2 separate regions of the Mus musculus genome follow, and region 2 is linked to region 1. A link is a loop called in an ENCODE intact Hi-C map of the cell type or tissue named here. Cell type or tissue: left cerebral cortex. All regions are shown on one strand. Links, peaks and the distances in the headings refer to the core of each region. The heading gives the core; the rest is flanking DNA.

Evidence for each region. Peaks named below come from ENCODE experiments on the same cell type or tissue, not always from the same donor. Only the 100,000 strongest peaks of a DNase experiment are listed, where the experiment ranks them.
Region 2: it touches region 1 in a loop (6-fold over the local background); 20 of 42 quality-filtered maps call a loop at or near these places.

Annotation. Positions count from the first base shown.
Region 1 is chr4:86,691,608-86,701,591 of GRCm38, reverse strand. No RefSeq gene overlaps it. Among named protein-coding and RNA genes, the nearest start is that of Gm42312, 14 kb to the left of the region's middle. In left cerebral cortex, for the core only: CTCF peaks have their summits at 4,513 (motif pointing right) and 6,272 (motif pointing right); DNase peaks (open chromatin) are centred at 4,538 and 6,298.
Region 2 is chr4:86,569,390-86,579,373 of GRCm38, reverse strand. Rraga (Ras-related GTP binding A) reads right to left here and starts at 3,701. Exons shown (of 1, transcript NM_178376.3): 1 at 2,089-3,701. The coding sequence starts at 3,455. The coding sequence ends at 2,514. Haus6 (HAUS augmin-like complex, subunit 6) reads left to right here. Exons shown (of 17, transcript NM_173400.3): 17 at 1-519. In left cerebral cortex, for the core only: CTCF peaks have their summits at 3,930 (motif pointing left) and 4,900 (motif pointing left); DNase peaks (open chromatin) are centred at 3,049, 3,218, 3,720 and 4,201; H3K4me3 peaks cover 2,211 bases; H3K27ac peaks cover 1,974 bases.

The DNA of each region.
Region 1 (9,984 bases), core at 2,410-6,409:
TGAACATGCTTTTAATTGCTGAGCCATCTCTCTTGACCTGAAACTTAGTTTTTAATCTAGTCAGTTACCCACTGCCTGTTAAGTGATGTGTTAAAGTTATTTGCATTTAAGGCTGGTATTGAGTGGAACTTGTCGTTTTCTAAGGTTGTGTTGATTATTGGTAGTTTGTTGTTCTATACCTCCCTCCTAGTACTAGGGATTTCCTGATTTCACATGTCAGTCATAGTGTATTCCTTCTTATCCCTCCTTTGTTCATCTGCTTGTACATTGTCCAGTGTATTCTTGCCTGTGCTCTCGCTAATAATTTTTTTGTCTTAGTTTGTTTTCTGTTGTTGTGATAAACACCAGGACCAAATGCAGCTTAGGGAGAAAAGGGTTTATTTCAACCTACAACCCTTAGGTTGCACTCCATCACTGAGAAAATTCAGGGCAGGAACTGAAGCCAGGCACTTAAAGCAAAAATTGACCATAGAGGAATGCTGCTTACTAGCTTGCTCCCTCTGGCTAGCTCAGCCTGCTTTATTATACAATTCAGGGCAGGAGTGGCACTGTCCATAGAAGGATTTGCTCTCCTACAACATTCAAGACAATTCTCCACAGACAAAGCTATGGAATAATAGGATCCAAGCAATCCCTCCGTTGAGTTCCACTCTTCCCAGGTTACCGTTGTGCCATGGTGACAGCTGAAGCTACCTTTGATAGCTGTCTTTCTCGTTCTTCTGTGCATATCCATCCCTTTAGTATTTTCTGCAATGTTGGCTTTGTTGTAATGTAAAAGACAGGCCTTCATCTGTGCCTGTCTTGAAATGTTTATATTTTCCCATCAATGTTAAGAGATAATTTTGTTTTGTATAGCAAATTGTTGGTTAGTAATTATTTACTTTCAGGGTTTGAAATATTTCACTTTATGCTTTCTTGGCTTTTAGAGTTACTGATGATCGTCTTATGTTATTCGGATGTGCTTGGTTTATATATATCATATACACAATAATATAATTAATAATATAGTATAGATGCATCATATGTGAGGCAGGGTCTGTCTCATTAGTGCCGAGACTGAAGGTGTGTGCGCCATGCTTCCCAGCCTTGATGTGTCTGTTTTGGTGTCTGAGTTGGTGCTTCTCTCTTGCAGCTTTTCACATCATCTCTTTACTTGGTAGTTTTGGTGTCTTCACTGATAGACTGTGGAGATCTTCTATGGACATGTGCATTTGGAGTTCTAAGTGTCTCCTTGTTTAGATATCCATTTTCTTCTCTAGGTTTGGGGGATTTTTTGCTATAATTTCATTGAACAAACAAACAAACAAACAAACAAACAATCTGTGTCTTTATTTAGCTCATCTCCTTTTCTACAGTGTAGTTTCCTAGGATTGGTTTCTTCCCAGTGTATCCCAGATGGTTTGCCCATGCTCTTTGCTTATGTTCTTTGTTTTCTTTTAGAGATTTATTTATTTGTTTTATGTACATGAGTAGACTATCACTCTCTTCAGACACACCAGAAGAGGGCATGGGATCCCATTACAGATGGTTGTGAGCCACTTATGTGGTTGCTGGGATTTAAACTCAGGACCTCTGGAAGAGCAGTCAGTGCTCAACTGCTGAGCCCTCTCTCCAGCCCATTTTTGTTTCTTCTATTTTACTGAAATTATTACTGTTTTGACCCTCTCTTTCGTGCCTAAAACTCATTTTTCTGCATGGCCTGTGTATTAATACTTCCCAATGTGTTTCTAATTTTGTTGATTGGTTCATTTTCAGCATTTCTGTTTAGTTCTTTTTCAATCTTGTTTCCTTAGTGAATTTTTCCCTCCATGTTTTTTAGCATTTCCTCCAACTTACTGAATGTTGCATGTAGCTCCACCCAGGTTCCCTTGGATCCACGGATGAACACACACATTAGTTTAATTTTCAACCTGCCTTATGGCTCAGTTGCTAGGAGCTTCTACTCTCCCATGGCTAGTGTGCTCCTCCCAGTATTCTTAGCCCAGCACCCTAAATCTGCCTTCAACTTTAGTCGATCAGTTACCTTTCCTTGTTCAGCAATCCAAAACTGCCCTCCACATAGTTGCAATTCTAATCTCCTGCCTGGGGAAGCAGCCTATGGCCTTACCACCTACAATCTCACATGACTGGGTCACTTTTTCTCCTTCTGAAGCATGGTGAAAATCCCCCTTTCTTTTCCTGCAACTCTTAGCCTGCCTGTGGGGACCCGGAAGTCCCACCTCTTTCCTTCCACCAAGCAATTGGCCCTAGGCATCTTTATTGATTGATCAAGAACCAATTGGGGGATGGGACCTTGGCATCAGAACCACCGACCATCATATTCCTTTTGCTGCTTCCTTGTCTAAGTCAGTACTTGGCTTTCTTCATCAGTTCATTTGAGTTCTCATGTGCTCACTAATCATTCGCAGAGAGAAGGATGCTGTTCTGTGCTGGTTTCTAACTTCAGATGGACTCAACTAGAATCTTAAGACATGTTCTATTCTTTAAACAAAAACAAACAAACAAACAATCTACAACTGTCTGTTTGTCTCTACTTATTTATTGTTTTTTTTTGAGACACAAAGAAAACACAGGGTTTCTCTGTGCATGCCTGGCTGTCCTGGAATTTGCTCTGTTGACCAGGCGGACCACAAACTCATCTGTGATGGTGATCCACCTGCCTCTACCTCCCCAGTGCTGGGATCAAAGGCATGCACCACCACCACCACCACCACCACCACCGCCACCACTACCACCCAGCTCTTTCTTTCCTTTCCTTTTTTTTTTAAAATATTTTTCTTTTTTCTGATTTTATTTTATTTTATGTGTTTAACTGTTCTTCCTGCATGAATGTATGCCATTACAGATGGTTGTGAGTCACTATGTGGTTGCTGAGACTTGAACTCAGGCCCTCTGGAAGAGCAGTCAGTGCTCTTGACCACTGACCCACATCTCCAGCCTCCAATCACCTTTCTTGTTCTTTTCCTAGTCCCATGGATGCCCTTCCTTTCTCACCTAATTGCCTTTGCATCTTCATGTTTCCCCCATTGCTTTGTTTGCTTTTAGATGACTCAGTGAGAGACATTACAATTGCTTACAGAAGCATAAGTAAGGGTTATTTACAGGAGCGGGTGAACCCTATCAGTGTCTCTACTCCTGAATCAAATCTTTTCTTTTCCCAGCAAATTGCCTATAGATCCTCCTGGAGGGGTTAAGCAACTTGAGTCCCTTCTCCCTAGCAACAATTATCCTCAGAAAGAGAAGAGACCTCGTGATGGAATTTTAACGGACCTAATCTGTGGTCCCAACTACTGAGAATTCAAGAATGTAACAGTCCTGTCATGCCCAGAAGACAGCATTACACAACACTCCACACCTTTACCCAGCACTTAGATTCCCACCCACTCTTCTGCATTGTCAGGATTCTCTGTAGCAACCATTGCCCAATACAAAAAGAAGTTTCTATGACCAAAGCCAACAGCACAAATCTATGAACACAGATATAAATATTTAGAAGGCAACATGACAGGAACTTCATGTTTATATGGCAAATCAATAACACTAGCTTCCCCACTAGGGGCTGTGACCCTGCAACCCAGCCTCAGGCATTTGACCAGATTTATAGTGCTAGATTTGAGTTCCCTCTGGTGGACCAGGCCTCAGATTCAATAATAGTAGTAGTAATAAGAATATGGTTCGTCATTTCCATGAGAGGTCTGCCATTATTGTACTAATGGGCATGTCTTACCTCTCAGTTGGAAGAAAAGGAGGCAAGGTACCAGCTGAGGAAAACCCACTGCCAGTTCTCCCCAGCAGTCTGCTTGTATCTCCAGCACTAAGAAAGTCACAAGGAAGAAGCTCCCAACACACTTCCAGAGTTGACGTCTACATCCTGCTCTCAAAGTGTGTGATGTCTTCAGCAATAGGCTCTTTCCATCTAGTTCCGGGTTCGATCCCAGCATGAACTAAATTGGGAATGATAGTGCATGCCTAGCTCTTGGAAGGAAACAGGAACAGAGTTTAAGGTTATCCTTGGCTACCTATAAAGTTTGATGACATTTGGCTACATGAGATTTTGTTTCAGTGAAACAAATCAACAACAACAACAACAACAAAAACCCTAAAACTGTTTATATATTCCTTTTTTGTTGTTTGTTTGTTTCCAATACAGGGTTTCTCTGTGTAGCCTGGGCTGTTCTATAACTCACTCTGTAGACCAGGCTGGCCTTGAACCCACAGAAGTAGGCCTGCCTCTGCCTTCTGAGTTCTGGGATTGAAAGGAACTTTTTTTCCTTGAACATAAATATAATGAGAAATCTGTTGTGAAGTGGTGTCCTATGCCTTTAATCCCATCACTCGGGAGGCAGAAGCAGGCAAGTCTCTGAGTTTGAGGTCACCTTGGTCTACAGGTGCATTCCAGGACAGCCAGAGCTGCACAGAGAAACACTGTCTGGAGAAAGAGAAAAGAAACAAAGAAAAGGAAAAAAGGGAATGGGAGTGGGGGAAGAAAGTCTAGTAGTTGTAGTTTCCCTACTTGCCCAGTAGATGTCACTCAAGACCCAGAAAGTGGGAGACAAAGGTGATGCATTTTGAAGCTCTGGCTTGTCTTCCCGCGTTGCTCCATGTCCCACTGTCTGAATCTGGTTTGCCTAGTCATGTACTTAGAACTGTATGTTCTTGCTGATTATACCCCCCAATTCTCTCATCTGTGTCGAAAAATGTGTTCTCCATATGTTTTGTTTGATTTTTTTTTTTACAAGGATATATGTAGACAAGGCTGGCTCCCAACTTACTTTGTAACTGAGAATGACTTTTAACTCTTTAAAATAATTTAAAAAAAATATTCATTTCAAGTTGGGCTTGGGGAGCACGCCTTTAACCCCAGAACTCGGGAGACACAAGCAGGTGAATCTTTGAGTTTAAAGCCAGCCTGGTCTGAGGAAAGTCCCAGGACAGCCAGGGCTACACAAAGAAACTGTCTCCAAAAAAATGTATTTCATTTTTATATGCATGAGGTTTTGCTTGCATGTGTGTCTGTGCACCACGTGCATACTCGATGCCCACAGAGGCAGCTAGAGTTAGGGATGGTTATGAGCCACCATGTGGGTACTGGGCCTTGAACCCAGATCCTTTGCAAAAATCAGCAAGTGTTCATAATCATTGAGACACTTCTCCAGCCTGAATTTTGAATTCTTGACCCCACAGGTTCTACCCCTCCTATGAGCTGGTATTACAAGCCTGCACCCCTCACCTAGCGTGGGGTGTCTTAGTTCTATCACAAAGCCCATGTGTAGTTAGTTACTGAGCAGTTCACGTACTTGTGAAGGGATCAGTGTACTCCATAGATGAACTGCCCTTTGTGTTTCAGGAGCGGCTCACGCCACCTTTTCTGTGGAGCTTTCTTGGTGTGTGTGGGACAGCCAAGGATGTAGGGCACTTACCTGGAGTGTGAAAGGTTTCTACATTCTTTTTTTTTTTTAATTTTTTATTAGATATTTTCTTCATTTACATTTCAAATGCTATCCCAAAAGTCCCCTATACCTTCCCCCTGCCCTGCTCCCCTACCCACCCACTCCCACTTCTTGGCCCTGGCTTTCCCCTGTACTGAGGCATATAAAGTTTGCAAGACCAAGGGGCCTCTCTTCCCACTGATGGCCGAGTAGGCCATCTTCTGCTACATATGCAGCTAGAGACATGAGCTCTGGGGGTACTGGGTAGTTCATATTGTTGTTCCACCTATAGGGTTGCAGACCCCTTTAGCTCCTTGGGTACTTTCTCTAGCTCCTCCATTGGGGGCCCTGTGTTTCATCCTATAGATGACTGTGAGCATCCACTTCTGTATTTGCCAGGCACTGGCATAGCCTCACAGGAGACAGCTATTTCAGGGTCCTTTCAGCAAAATCTTGCTGGCATATGTAATAGTGTTTGGTGGCTGATTATGGGATGGACCCCCAGGTGGGGCAGTCTCTGGATGGTTCATCCTTTCGTCTTAGCTCCAAACTTTGTCTCTGTAACTCCTTCCATGGGTATTTTATTCCCTATCCTAGGGAGAAATGAAATATCCACGCCTTGGTCTTGATTTTCTTGTGTTTTGCAAATTGTATCTTGGGTATTCTAGGTTTCTGGGCTAATATACACTTATCAGTGAGTGCGTATCAAGTGACTTCTTTTGTGATTGGGTTACCTCACTCAGGATGATATCCTCCAGATAAATCCATAGGTTTCTACATCCTTATTTATATATTTACCTGTGTATATGTGTTTACATGTTTGTGTGTGTCTAAGTGTACATGGAAGCCAGAAGAGGGCGCCATATCCCTTGGATGGAGTTAACGGTGGTTATGAGTTAGCCCATGTTGGTACTAGAAGGTGAATTCAGGTCCTCTGCAAGAACGCCAAATGCTCTCAACTTCAAAGCCGCCTCTCTAGCCCAAAGGTGCTGGGTTGAATCCCAAGCAATTACGTATCTGTGTTGAAGGGCAGGGGAGGAGGAAAGAGTAGACAGTGCAGAGTAGAAAGAGAGCCAGGTGTGGTGGTGCACACTTTTAAATCTCAGCACTCAGGAACCAGATGCAGATCTCTGTTGAATTCAAGGCCAAACTGATTTACAAAGCAAGCGAGACAGGACAGCCAGCAAGAGCTGCTAGGGAGGACAGCCAAGCTACAGGTATCATCTCAAAACAAAACAACCAGAAATAAAAAGAGACAAGTGCATAATTCTTGGCTTTGTACCAGGCATGTAACCCTAGCACTTGGGAGGTAGAGACAGGGAAATCATACGTTCAAATTCATTCTTCCCAAATAGCAAGATACAAGACATCCTATGCAACTCAATATCCAAAACAGCCGGCGGTTGGGGAGAAGCAGTGACATGGCTTAGTGGAGAAAGATGTTTGCCACACAACCCTGAAGAACTTAGAAACCCACATAAAGGTGGAAGGAGACAGCCAACTCCACAAGTTGGCCTCAGACCTCCATGCATGCGCAGCGGCACAGGTGCCCGCTCCTCCTGCTAGTAAGAGAACAAAAAAGAACCATCTGCACGTGGAATGGTTGTGGGAGGATGCTGATGGGCACGCGTGACTGTGGAGGTCCCAGGCCGACGCTGGGGTTTTCTTTGATCGTTTTCGTCCTTATTCATTGATCCAGGGTATCTCAATTGAACCTGGAGTTAATCAGTTAGGCTATTTAACTAGCCAGTTTATTCCTGGGAGCCTTGTTCCTCACGAGATAGGGTTAGAGGCTGGTGGCCATGCCCATCCAACGTTTCTATGAATTCTGGGGACTGGAATTTGGATCTTCGTGCTCCAGCCGCAAGGACTTTACTCAAAGAACCAGTTTTAGAGTCAGATCCATTTTCGGTGCCCCTTTATTCGGGAATCTGCGGCGAAGGATTGCCGTGAGTAAGCGGTAACCTGTACTATGAGGTAGCTTGGGTTATAGAGTGAGACTATGTCTAAAACAGACAAAAACAAGTATGAAAACATAAGACAAAAACAGTGTGGGGGCTGGAGAGATGACTCAGGGCGTAAGAGCACTTGCTAGAGTTTGGTTCCCACGACGGAGATTGGAGAGCTGAGAACAGGCTACAAGCCCAGCTCTGGGGATCTGATCCTGCCTCTTCTGGCTCCCGAGGCTACCCATATTCAAGGGCATATGCACACACATAGTGAAACAGAAAACAAATCATTTTACAATTATTTAAGGCGGTGCACACCTTAAACCCCAGCACCTAGTGTTTGAAGCTAACCTGGTCCACATGGTGAGTTCCAACACAGCCAGGGATACATAGTGAGACCCTAACTTGAGAAACACTATCCCCACCCCAGTGATGGTTTGTATATCCTTGGCCCAGGGAGTGGCACTATTAGGAGTGGCCTTATTGAAGTATGTGTGGCTCTGTGGGTGTGGGCTTTAAGACCCTCATCCTAGCTGCCTGGAAGTCAGTATTCTGCTAGCAGCTTTCAGATTAAAATGTAGAACTCTCAGCAGCTCTTGCACCATGCCTGCCTGGATGCTGCCATGATCTTGCCTTGCTGATAATGGACTGAACCTCTGAAACTGTAAACCATCTCCAATTAAATGCTGTCCTTATGAGTTGCCTTGGTCATGGTGTCTGTTCACAGCAGTAAAACCCTGACTAAGACAGGTCTTGAATATCTCATACCTACCACTCAAGCTTTCTACCACTAGCCTACATCTTCCAGATTTTCTTTTTAAACATGAGTCTTGCTGTGTAGCCATGGGTGCTCTCAAACCCTTCATCTTCCTGCCTCCATTTCCCAAGTGGCTGCCACCATGTTCTGTTTATCATTCTCTTCCTCTTAGCCAGCCTCTGGTGCACAGTGTATGTTGGCTGATGTGAATTAAACTGGAAGAAGTCACACTAGACGTTGCTTTTGCCTGAGCTCAGGGCCTTGTGCATGGTAGACTACAACTCTACACCAGGCTACATCTACAGGCTTTTATGAAAGTACTTCTGAGCTGGGCGGTGATGGCGTACGCCTTTAATCCCAGCACTTGGGGGGCAGAGGCCGGCAGATTTCTGAGTTTGCGGCCAGCCTGGTCTACAAAGTGAGTTCCAGTATCGCCAGGGCTATACAGAGAAACCATGTCTCAAAAAACCAAAAAAAAAAAAAAAAAAAAAAAAAGTACTTCTGAGTTCTGACTATCAATAGAGGTGTATGAGTGTGGTGCCCAGGCCTTCGCAGCTGCAGGTTTCCAGCTATTCTGGTGGAAGTGTAGTGGTATCTCTGGCTTGTGTTCAAAGTTCCCTGATCTCTAGTGAGTATGTCCCCAAGTGCTACTGCACAGTTACTTGTCTTCTGCGGAAAATGTTCAAATCTTCCATATATACTAGCTTCAAACTCACTTAGTCAAGGATGAACCTGAATGCCTCATTCTTCTGCCCCTACCTCCCAAGAGCTGGGGTTGCACACCTGTGACACCATGCTTAGCCCTTCTTCTTCTATTTCTTTTCTTCTTCTTCTTCTTCTTCTTCTTCTTCTTCTTCTTCTTCTTCTTCTTCTTCTTCTTCTTCTTCTTCTTCTTCTTCTTCTTCTTCTTCTTTCTTCTTCTTTCTTCTTTCTTCTTCTTTCTTCTTTCTTCTTCTTCTTCTTCTTCTTTCTTTCTTCTTCTTCTTCTTCTTCTTCTTCTTCTTCTTCTTCTTCTTCTTCTTCTTTCTTTCTTCTTCTTCTTCTTCTTCTCCTTCTCCTTCTCCTTCTCCTTCTCCTTCTCCTCCTCCTCCTCCTCCTCCTCCTCCTCCTCCTCCTCCTCCTCCTCCTTCTTCTTCTTCTTTTTTAAAGACAGACTCTCACTACATAACCCTGACTGGCCTGGTGTTTGCCAGGTAGGCCAAACTTACTTTGAACTCACAGAGAGCATGCTTTAGTTTCCTGAGCATTGAAATTAAAGGCGTGGACGGGAGGGGCTGGAGAGATGGCTTAGCGGTTAAGAGCAGTGGGTACTGTTCCAGACGACCTGAATTCAATTCCCAGCACCCACGTGACAGCTCACAACGGTCTGTAACCCATGTTCCAGGGGATCCAACACCCTTATATAGACATACATGGAAGTAAATCAGCCAATGAAACTGGGTGTGGTGGCACAGGCCTTTAACCCCAGCCCTTGGGAGGCAGAAGCAGGCAGATTTCTGAGTTCGAGGCCAGCCTGGTCTACAGAGTGAGTTCCAGGACAGCCAGGGCTATATAGAGAAACCCTGTCTTGAAAAAAACAATAAATAAATAAATAAATAGTTTGAAAAAAAGAATTCTATGCACAGGCTTGTGTGCCACCATGCCCTGCTTTATATTCGTCAAAAACAAAACAGAATGCTGAACAATAAAAAGTCAAGCTATTTATCTGGACATGTGCTCCTTACCCTTGGGAGGCAGAGATAGAAGGAAAACCTCAACTTCAAAGGTTAACCTGCTCTACATGGCAAGCTCCAGGCCAACCAAGATTACAGGCTGAGACCCTGTGGCATTTTGAATCCTTCTGTCACTG
Region 2 (9,984 bases), core at 2,173-6,172, 120 kb after region 1:
CTTCTGCCTCAGTCTTCCAAGTGCTGGAACTACAGATGTTTGCCTAGCTTTTCCTTAATGTCTTTGTTAGACATCTCCCCCGACTTTATGTGATTTCTGATCCAGCTGTATACACACCTTGGTGCTGAGCATGAAAAGTGGTACTAAGTAAGATAAAGAACATTTGGGGGGGGGGCAGGGATTAAGCTTAACAAAATACTAAACAGACATTTTGAAACCTTTACAATATTCTTAGTTATAAGGTATCATCCCATTTTTTTTCTAGCGTGTAAACAGGAATTCTTGAGACCTGTATAAAAGCAAACTATTTCTCCCCCTAGTATACTAAAAAATGTGTTTCAAAACATTTCATTTAATGTGTGAAGACAGTATATATAGATCAGATGCCTGGTTGCTCTAAAGAGCACCCACCTTTTTATGCACTGAGAGCTGGCAAGTTCATGCTGTTAAGTGGAAAATGTCTGTGTTCTAAGGACTGTTCTACATACTGCTGTCTAGAATAAACAATGTTTCACCACTTGTCTGGAATTCCCTGTATTTCAAAAAGAATTATGCCTCAAACACACCACTGAATTATCGCATACAAAAGTACAACTTGGTAAAATAATTTAAGACTCAATGATACAGGTAAGAGTTTTTTTTTACTGGTGTTTTACTCACTAGGATCTAGATTTACAACAGCTTTTATGTTTGAGGCAGGGTCTTGCTATGTAGCCCTGACTGGCCTGAGTGAGAGAGTGAGTGAGTGGTCTTTGTGCCTTTGTAAAATGAATGGCTCCTAGTCAGAGAAGTCTCTGCTTTATCTAACACAGCCCATATGACACTAGAACTGAAATGGAGCAGTTTATATTTGTATTCTGCTTTTAACCATATGTGCCCAATGCAAACTAGGAACCTCAGAATCTTTCCCCACAAAATAAGTAATATACAAACTTGGTATCATGCAATTTCCAGATAAATACAAATGTCAAAACACCAATTTTGCAGCCTTTGTTTCTAAAGTTTGTAAATTTGGAATTACATGTAGAAATAGTCTATACCTAAAATGGTAGTTTTTATTTTTTTGAAGCAAGACCTTAGTATAGTATAGCCTAGGTTGTCCTTAAATTTATGGTAATCATCTTACATAGCCACCTGACTACTGGGATTACAGGGAAGGAGCAAATGCCGAGGTAAAGGGGTGTGATGGAGGCACAAAGGGTCTGGTCAGATCTAAAGTGTCTCACCAGTCATGCCAGCCTCCTCATGTTTTAATGATAGACATCACCATCCATCAGGTTATGAGGCTAGATTAAAATACTTGCATGCCAAGTACTTAATACCTGGCATTTAATGGGCTCAAACTTTGCCAGATGTCACATGCAGTGTTTGGAGGAATGGCATAATCTTGATGCTTGCTTTGTTGACCATTTTGATCTTAATGTAGTGGTCTTACTGTAGCCACAAAAGGAGAGCAGGCATAGTGAAATCACGTCTTGCCTGACTTCAAAGTAAAAGATCAGCACTGGGATTTCACCCCAGGAAGTTCTAGACAAGCATTCTAGCACTGAGCTATGTCCCTAGCATAAGAACTTGTTGGGACTGGGGTCTCATGTATCTCTGGCTAAACATCCCAACAACCTTAAAACACCCAATACTGCCTTCACCTGGGATTACAGGCATGCACCACTAGCACCAGGCTTTTATGTGCCTCTGGTGGTGGATCCCAGATCTTGTGAATTCGTGGCAAGCTATATACCAGTTGAGCTACATTATATAAATATCTAGTCCTTGAATTAGTTTTAAACTTTTTAAATGTGGATGGATGTTCTGCTTGCACCAGCTGTGTGCCTGGTGTTTGTAGAGGCCAGAGGGTGTTGGATTCCCTAGGACTGGAATTACACATGGTTGTGAACTGTCATGTGGATGCTAGGAATTAAACCCAGGTATCTGGAAAAGCAGATAGTGCTGTTAACCAGAGTCACTATTCCAGCCCCTTGAGTCTTTACCACTACTACATCTGCTACCAAGCATTGCCAATTTGCCAGCTAAATGATACTTGAGGATAATCAGAATCTATAAAGTACCTGCAAATTATTTCAAACAACATTTTAAATTGCTAATAAGTTTATTCATGATTGAAACCAAGGAGGATTTAGAAATACATTTTAATATCTTGCTGATAAAATAGTAACATTCCACCTTTGTGATCTGATAATACAGAAGATAACTGCTTTAATACTCTATTATAACCAGGTAACCAGAACACACACACATACACACACACCCACCCACACCCCACCTACTTTAGTGTTAACACCACACTAACTTTTCATAAAGGCCGTCTTGAAGATCTCTACTTGATAGCTGAGTAAATAGCGTCCAATACTAAGACTAGGGAAGAGATGAGATAGTAAGCACACGTTTCAAGCTCACTTTTAAGCACATGACATTATGAATATTAAAGACAAATGATGCAAAAAAAAAAAAAACACCGTAATTCAGCATTTTACTAAAGAGCATTTGGCATTATTTCAACGCATGAGGAGGCTGTGCTTGGGCCCATCTACTCTTTCTAGCTTCTCAAAGTGTTTCCTGGCATTACGAATGTTGATCAGAGTAGCTGCAGAAGGGATGGATGGATCTGACATGACCACCATCACGTACGTGTTTGATGTAAAGATGTCGATGAAGGCAGCGAAGTTAGAATTCCTCACTTCCATGCTCTGGAAAGAAGCGGCCAATTTACTGCAGCTCAGCTTAAACTGCTTGATGATGTTGCTGATCTTCTCAAAGCGGTGCACATCTCGCTGCTCTTTGCACTGGTAGTGGGAAATCACCAAGAACGTAGCTCTCTCGAACAGCAGAACTTCATCAGCCTCAATAATCTGGGCAAAATTCCTTAGGTTCATCTCCAGCTGCTGAACGTTGGGGATCAGCTGATAGACGATGCTGGACCAGGCTTTGTAGAGCGTCTCATCCCAGATGGACGTTCGAAAACAAGCGCACTCCAGCGGGCGAGACAAACGCCTCAGGTCTTCCTCTCGCTCTTTAAAAATCAGGTCACGTTGATCTTCCTGAACCAGATCCATTTTGTGCACCAGGCAGAAGATTTTGGCGTCAGGTGAATTCTGGAGGATGGCTTCCAGACACGATTGGTAATAATGCATATCTTTTTCCAGTTCGCGGCTCTCTACGTCAAACACGTATATCAGAACCTCCACATTACGGAAGATGTTGTCCCGCTGGCTGGTGAAGTAATTTTCCATAAAGGTGTCCTGGCCGCCACAGTCCCACAGGTTCAGCACCAGGTTCCCCAAGAATCGGACGTGGGAGTGCTCCACGTCGATGGTGGCACCCAGGCGCCTAGTGTCGCGCGCAATATAATTTGCAAAGATGATCGACCTCATGCTGGTCTTCCCCGACCCGCTCTTTCCCATCAACAGCACCTTTTTCTTCATGGCTGTATTGGGCATCACCTGCCGGCGTCGCCACGGACTGGGCCTGAGGCACGGCCTAACGGCGGACCGACCAAGGATGGGGACGGCGGGACACCGAGCACCGACCGGCAGCGGAGGCCGTGCACGCGAGCTGGGGGCAGGAAAGACCGCGGCGAGGCGAGGTCTCAGAAAACAGCGCCCGAGGCAATGGCCACAGCCGCTCCGAGCTAGCGAGAGCAGACCAGTGATGTGATCAGCTTCGGCCCGGCCGCCACCCACTTCCCGCCGGCATCTCGCGAGAACTCCGAGGGCCTGCCGCCACCCACTTCCGGTGGCGACATCGCGAGAACGTCGGCTACTCCTTTGAGACCCTTGGAATTCTAAGAAACTGCTTCTTCCATTGCAATCTAGCGCACAGCGAGTTAAAATGAAAGGGCGAGCCCACGCTGGGGTTTTGTTCTGCTTGGGTTGCCCTGGGTCTTTGCAGAAGGGGTCGAGTGAACCTGGGAGGGAGAATGCTGCCCCCGCGTGGCCAAAAGTCCTCACACGCCCACTGCCATTATCACCTCAGAGAGATAATAGTGCTGTAGGCTTGACAATCAGGCAGGTAGAGGAGCGGGGATGACAAATGAAAACCAGCAGAAAGAGATTTCGAAAAACTAATTGCCCAGGGCTAGGCAGTTCCTTACCAGGGAGACATCCTGATTCCTTGTTCTTTTTACCTCAGCTTGAGAATGTGTAATTAGAATCCAAAACTCGAGTAGAGGGTAATATGGAACACCATGCAATAGCTTCGTCCTCACGGTTACCGTGTGAACAACTGTTTTCAAACCTGAGGGGGTTAACGAGTCTGAGTGCCTTAGAAGGTCTGCTCACTTAGCCATAGGCCACATGGCCTCAAGCCTTTAAGAAGAGATAAGCAGTGTCATCCAGTAAGTTGAGGCTGAGTCAGTAGAATTACCAGGGCACGTCATATTCCTAAATTAGGACACTGCATCCTTATTGTAAAGCCCTTTCCAGGTTGTATACTACACTGTACCAATGAAGACATTTTCTCACTTATTCATTCAAAAATTGGATGTTGGGGCTAGAGACATAGCTTATCATTTAAGCCATGGTCTCCCGCACAGATATGGTGCACACACACACACACACACACACACACACACTGCTCTTCCAGAGAACCTGGGTTTGCTTCCCAGCACCACTGTGACTCCTTGAAACTGTAACTTCAGTCCAGGGGATGATGCCTTCTTTCAACCTCTGTGGGCACTGCATGCATATGATGCATAGACACACAGGCAAAATATGAATTTACATAAATAATGTTTACAATATGCAAGAAAATTCAAAAGTGGGCTGGCAAGATGGCTAAGCGGGTAAGAGCACTGACTGCTCTTCTGAAGGTCCTGAGTTCTAATCCCAGTAACCACATAGTGGCTCACAACCACCCCGTAATGAGATCTGATGCCCTCTTCTGGTGTGTCTGAAGACAGCAACAGTGTACTTATCTATAATAATAAATCTCTGGGCTGGAGTGAGCAGAGGTCCAGAATTCAATTCCTAACAACCACATGAAGGCTCACAAGCATCTGTGTAGCTACAGTGTACTCATATACATAAAAAAAGACAATTTAAAAGTAATCATTGTTGCAGGATATTTGATCACACTGAACCCTGAGAGTGTATTGTTTACTAAAAGACAAACAAAAACAAAAAAACGATTTCTAGTTGTGATGTGGCTCAGTCATAGCACACACCTTTAATTCCTCTGGTTAGAATACAGATATGCCCTTAGAACACACTTTTAATCCCAAACAGTGAAGGTAAAGTTAGTTTGTAGAAGAAAGCACCTTGTTTGAAAGTTATGTCTAATTGAGTGGCAGACAAAGTAACAAATCAGAGAAAGATTTGACAGAATAGGCTACACCCAGCTCTCAAGAGGAGAGGGGAAAGAGGTTACATAACCAATAGCAGCACACACACACACACACACACACACACAGAGAGAGAGAGAGAGAGAGAGAGAGAGAAAGAGAGAATCTACCAGGACAGTTACAAAGAGAAAAGGTTGAAAAGAGAGAGCAAGCTAAACACAGGGGAAGGCAGAGGAGCCAGAGACTGAGAAGGAGTCAGAAGATTAGAACAGATTGCCAAAATCAGTATGAGGCCAAGCAGAGCAATTAAGAAAAGGCCGAGAGAGAGAAGCCAGATTGAATCAGTCAGTTTGGAGAGGAGTTTGAGCCAGAACAGCTGAGTTGACCAGCCAGCCAGAGATCAGAACAGGAAAAGGTGAGCTTATTCAGCAGTAAGTCTCACAGGCAGGAAACATTCTAGCCCTAGATTAGATTGTATGGAAGCTAGAAGCTTCTAGGACCTGGCCTAGGTTAGCAGACAGAGACAGTAAGCCTTGGGGATGACAATAGGAGTAGAAAAGATACATTTACAAGCCATTGCTCCCTTTTATGCATTATTTAGTTAGTGTGTGTGCGTGTGCATGTGCACGTGCATGTATGTTGAAATAGATGTCTTACTTAGGGCTGGCCATTCAGTAGTCACTCTCAGTTCTTTGACCAGTTATGAGTCTCTGCACTAATTGCTGCCCACTACAGAGAATCTGCTCTGGTTGAGGCTGAGGACAGAACTAATCTATATGTAAACATAAATATTTAGAAGGGAGTTGGGCATGCCCATTTAGCAAGATAACTTGTAGGTTCCTCAAGTTTACAGTACCAGACATGAATTCTCTCCTTTGCAACAGGCTTCAGATCCAATGCAAAAGCAGTTGGTTACCTCATAACCTTTGTGTTGCTATTGTACCAGTGGGCATGGCAGGTTGGTGTTATAGCCTTCAGGGTTCACCACTGGGTAGTATCACTGACGACTTCCCCTGCAGTCTGCTTAGTTAGTACCCTCTGGCACACGAAAACTCGCCAGCAGGGAGGAAGGCTTTAGGTCTGTTCCAGCTCGATGCCCCCTCCCCTGCCCCTAGTTTGATGTCTTTATGCTCTGCAACCAAAATATATTCTGTCTCGAGCAATAGTGTCTTACTATCTAGTTATGGTCAGTAACCAAGAGCAACCGCAATCACCAGTGTTGTTTGGGGAGCCTCTGGGGCCTTTCTGACCCTGATCCCAGGTCTGGAACTGAGTTTTTGTTTAATAACACACATCTTCTGGGGGAAGTTTTGACTACCCATGCTGGGTACCTGTGTTTAAAGTTACACGCACATTTTAATTAGCCTACACATAGTGGGTCTTCATAAATGCTTTCCTTAGATCCTTTGTTTTGGTTAACAAACTCCTCCCTCATGCTGTACCCCGACCCAATCACTGCTTAAAGTTTTAGCCTCCAGTATTCTCCCCCCTCTATTTTCCTATTGTATGTATTCTATATACCCTCACCCATGAAGAGCCCTCACCCCTACATGGCCCTTTTTAGCTTCCTGAGTTTGACATGTACTCCCAAGTAAGCACAGATCTGAAAGTTCAATAGCCTTTGTTCTGAACATTTAGTGTTTTAATTTTGTCAGATGTGTGTGTGTGTGTGTGTGTGTGTGTGTGTGTGTGTCTGCCTGTCCATCTGTGTGAGTGTACACCACTTGTGCATCAGAGAAGGCACTGAATTCTGAACCAAGGTTACAGGCAGTGGAGAGCCACCTTAGCTAGGTGCTGGAAACCAAACTTGACTCCTCTAGAGGAATGAGGAATACTAATTGTAGTGAGGATTTTTGTTTTCTAGTTGGGGGGTTGGAAGGGATTGGGGTAAAGAAAGATGGTAAGAAAAAGATCCCACTAAAATAACCAGAAGGCCAGCTACAACTGATAACTCCTGAACTCCCAGTCCCAAGTAGTTTAGTTGTCATATGGTGAGAGGAGTCTCTTTTCTGATCTGTCTGTGTGGTGTTGTAAATGCCTTGTGTGTCTGGACTGGCATCTCCTTTCCTAAATCTGGGATTTTTTTTTTCCTGCTTGGTTCCCTTGAAAACACTTTTCATGTCTCTAGAATGAGATTCTTCTGTTTCTTCAATGCTGATAATCTAACAAATTTGGCCTTTTCCAAATGTCATATGTATATTGGAATTGCCATTGGAGTCTTCTTATTTTTTTTCTTTGTCTTTGTTAGATTTTGTTCTGCTTTCTCCATCTTGTCTTCAAGATATTCTGTCCTCCCCATCCCCCGTCCATTCTTGCTGATTCTTTCCACAGAGTTTATTTGATCTATTATGCTTTTTCACTTCCAGATTTGAGATCAGTTTTTCTTCAACCTTTCTCCCTCTGTTGAATTCCTTTCATACCCATTATCTTTCTTATTTCACACAGCTGTTTGTTTGCGTCTTGGAACATGCATACAGTCACTATTTTGAGTTCCATCTTTTGGGGTATCGCTGTAACCACCATGGCTAGCAGAGTAATAACTGGTGGGGTGCGAGAGGTGGTTTCCTTCAACATTGCTGTGTAGCCGGTATTTGTTCAGACTTTGGGAATCAGACCCTGAATAGCTCATTGTAGGCATTTTGAAGGACTGAAAATTTTCTTGTAAACTTTCCTGGTGATAACCTACTCCTGAGTGAACAATAAAGTGTTCAACATGACTACATTGGAACTCTGGAAGCAACATGTGACATCTTCAATAAAGATGAATTCTACAGATTCACTCTAACTGACACTTTCCATAAAGATAGGTTGTATAGATTGACAAGCTCCTGATAAGTTCCAGGAGGAGGATCGGATGTGGCCTTGACTGCATAGCTACCCCAAAGCTCACCCGACTGTTAACCACACCTGCTCCTGGCCTTCTGGGCTGATAACAGGTTTTTACATTCCTTTCTTTGAATGAACAACCCTGTGTGTTTAACACTCCTGGTTCCCCTATTGCTAATCTGTGAGCACAATAGCCCCCATGCCTCCAATATACCATCCCCTTTATTTTTTTAAAGAAAAAAAATGTGACTGTAATAGAGGCCAAGGTTCAATGTATTGCTTCATGGCTAATCTAACTAATATAGACCAGTATAACAGAATTGTAAGCCTAGCTAACTGAGGACTAAGGAAAGGGGAAAGCCATCTTAACCATGATAATCATTTGTACTGGCTGGTTTTGTGTGTCAACTTGACACAGGCTGAAGTTATCACAGAGAAAGGAGCTTCAGTTGGGGAAGTGCCTCCATGAGATCCAGCTGTGGGGCATTTTCTCAATTAGTGACCAAGGGGGACGGGCCACTTGTGGGTGGAACCATCTCTGGGCTGGTGGTCTTGGGTTTTATATAAGAGCAGGCTAAGCAAGCCAGGGGAAGCAAGCCAGTAAGTAACATCCCTCCTTGGCCTCTGCATCAGCTCCTGCTTCCTGACCTGCTTGAGTTCCAGTCCTGACTTCCTTCAGTGATGAACAGCAATGTGGAAATGTAAGCTGAATAAACCCTTTTCCCCCAATTGCTTCTTGGTCATGATGTTTTGTCCAGGAATAGAAACCCTGACTAAGATACCATTCAAAGTCACTTAAAGAGATTTTATCTTCCTGTGAAGATCATTAATTTGATCACCCATAGTATGAGAGAAATCTGACACATTTAAGCAGCACACACAGGAAACGGCTAACAACCAAGATTGTGCTTGAGCAACAATGTCTTAGTTAGGGTTTTACTGCTGTGAACAGACACTATGACCAAGGCAAGTCTTTTAAAGGACAACATTTAATTGGGGCTGGCTTACAGGTTCAGAGGTTTAGTCCATTATCATCAAGGTGGGGGCATAGCAGTATCCAGGCAGGCATGGTACAGGAGGAGAGTTCTACATCTTCATCTGAAGGTGCTAGTGAAAGACTGGCTTCTTGGCAGCTAGGATGAGTGTCTTAAAGCCCACACCCACAGTGAAATACCTACTCCAACAAGGCCACACTTTCTAATAGTGCCACTCCTTGGACTGGGAATATACGAATAATCCCAAATTAATCTCTTGATTAATTTCTGCTCATATTTTTGCTGCAATAATGGTAGTTTTACTAACCATACAGGCCATCTTTGAGACCTCTCAGTGTTCCAGTAATCATTCCTGGGACTGGCCATAAAAAAATACTAAAAATAATCCTTAGTATGGGAAAACATCATACTGTTTCCTATTCCAGGCATGCCTTTATTACACCTCCCTAGCCCCCTGACAAAAAGTATTTGGATTCTGCACTGACAAGCTGAGAATTAGTATAATCAGCATCACTTTTGGGTCAGTAATATAGTGTTCTTGCCTCGCCAAGGCCTCGGCTTGATGAGTTGGTTTTGATGTCTCCCTAAGTCACCAGCTTTCTGTTCCTCTTAGGGCATCTTTTCTTGGTTTGTTGTCTACCTTCAGACGCTTCATTGGATGCCCATGTCCAATGCATCAGAGCAGGAACACTGGGGCTTCACTCATTTTCTGGAAGCATAACCTCACTCTGATGTTAGAAGAACATCAGGTCTTTCCATTGATTAGTTTCTACATCTTCCCACTTAACAAACACTTTTGGTTGTGTCTCCATTAGGGAAAAATGGTTTGGGGTAGCAGCAGAAGTCTTATGTTTTAAAGTGAAAAGC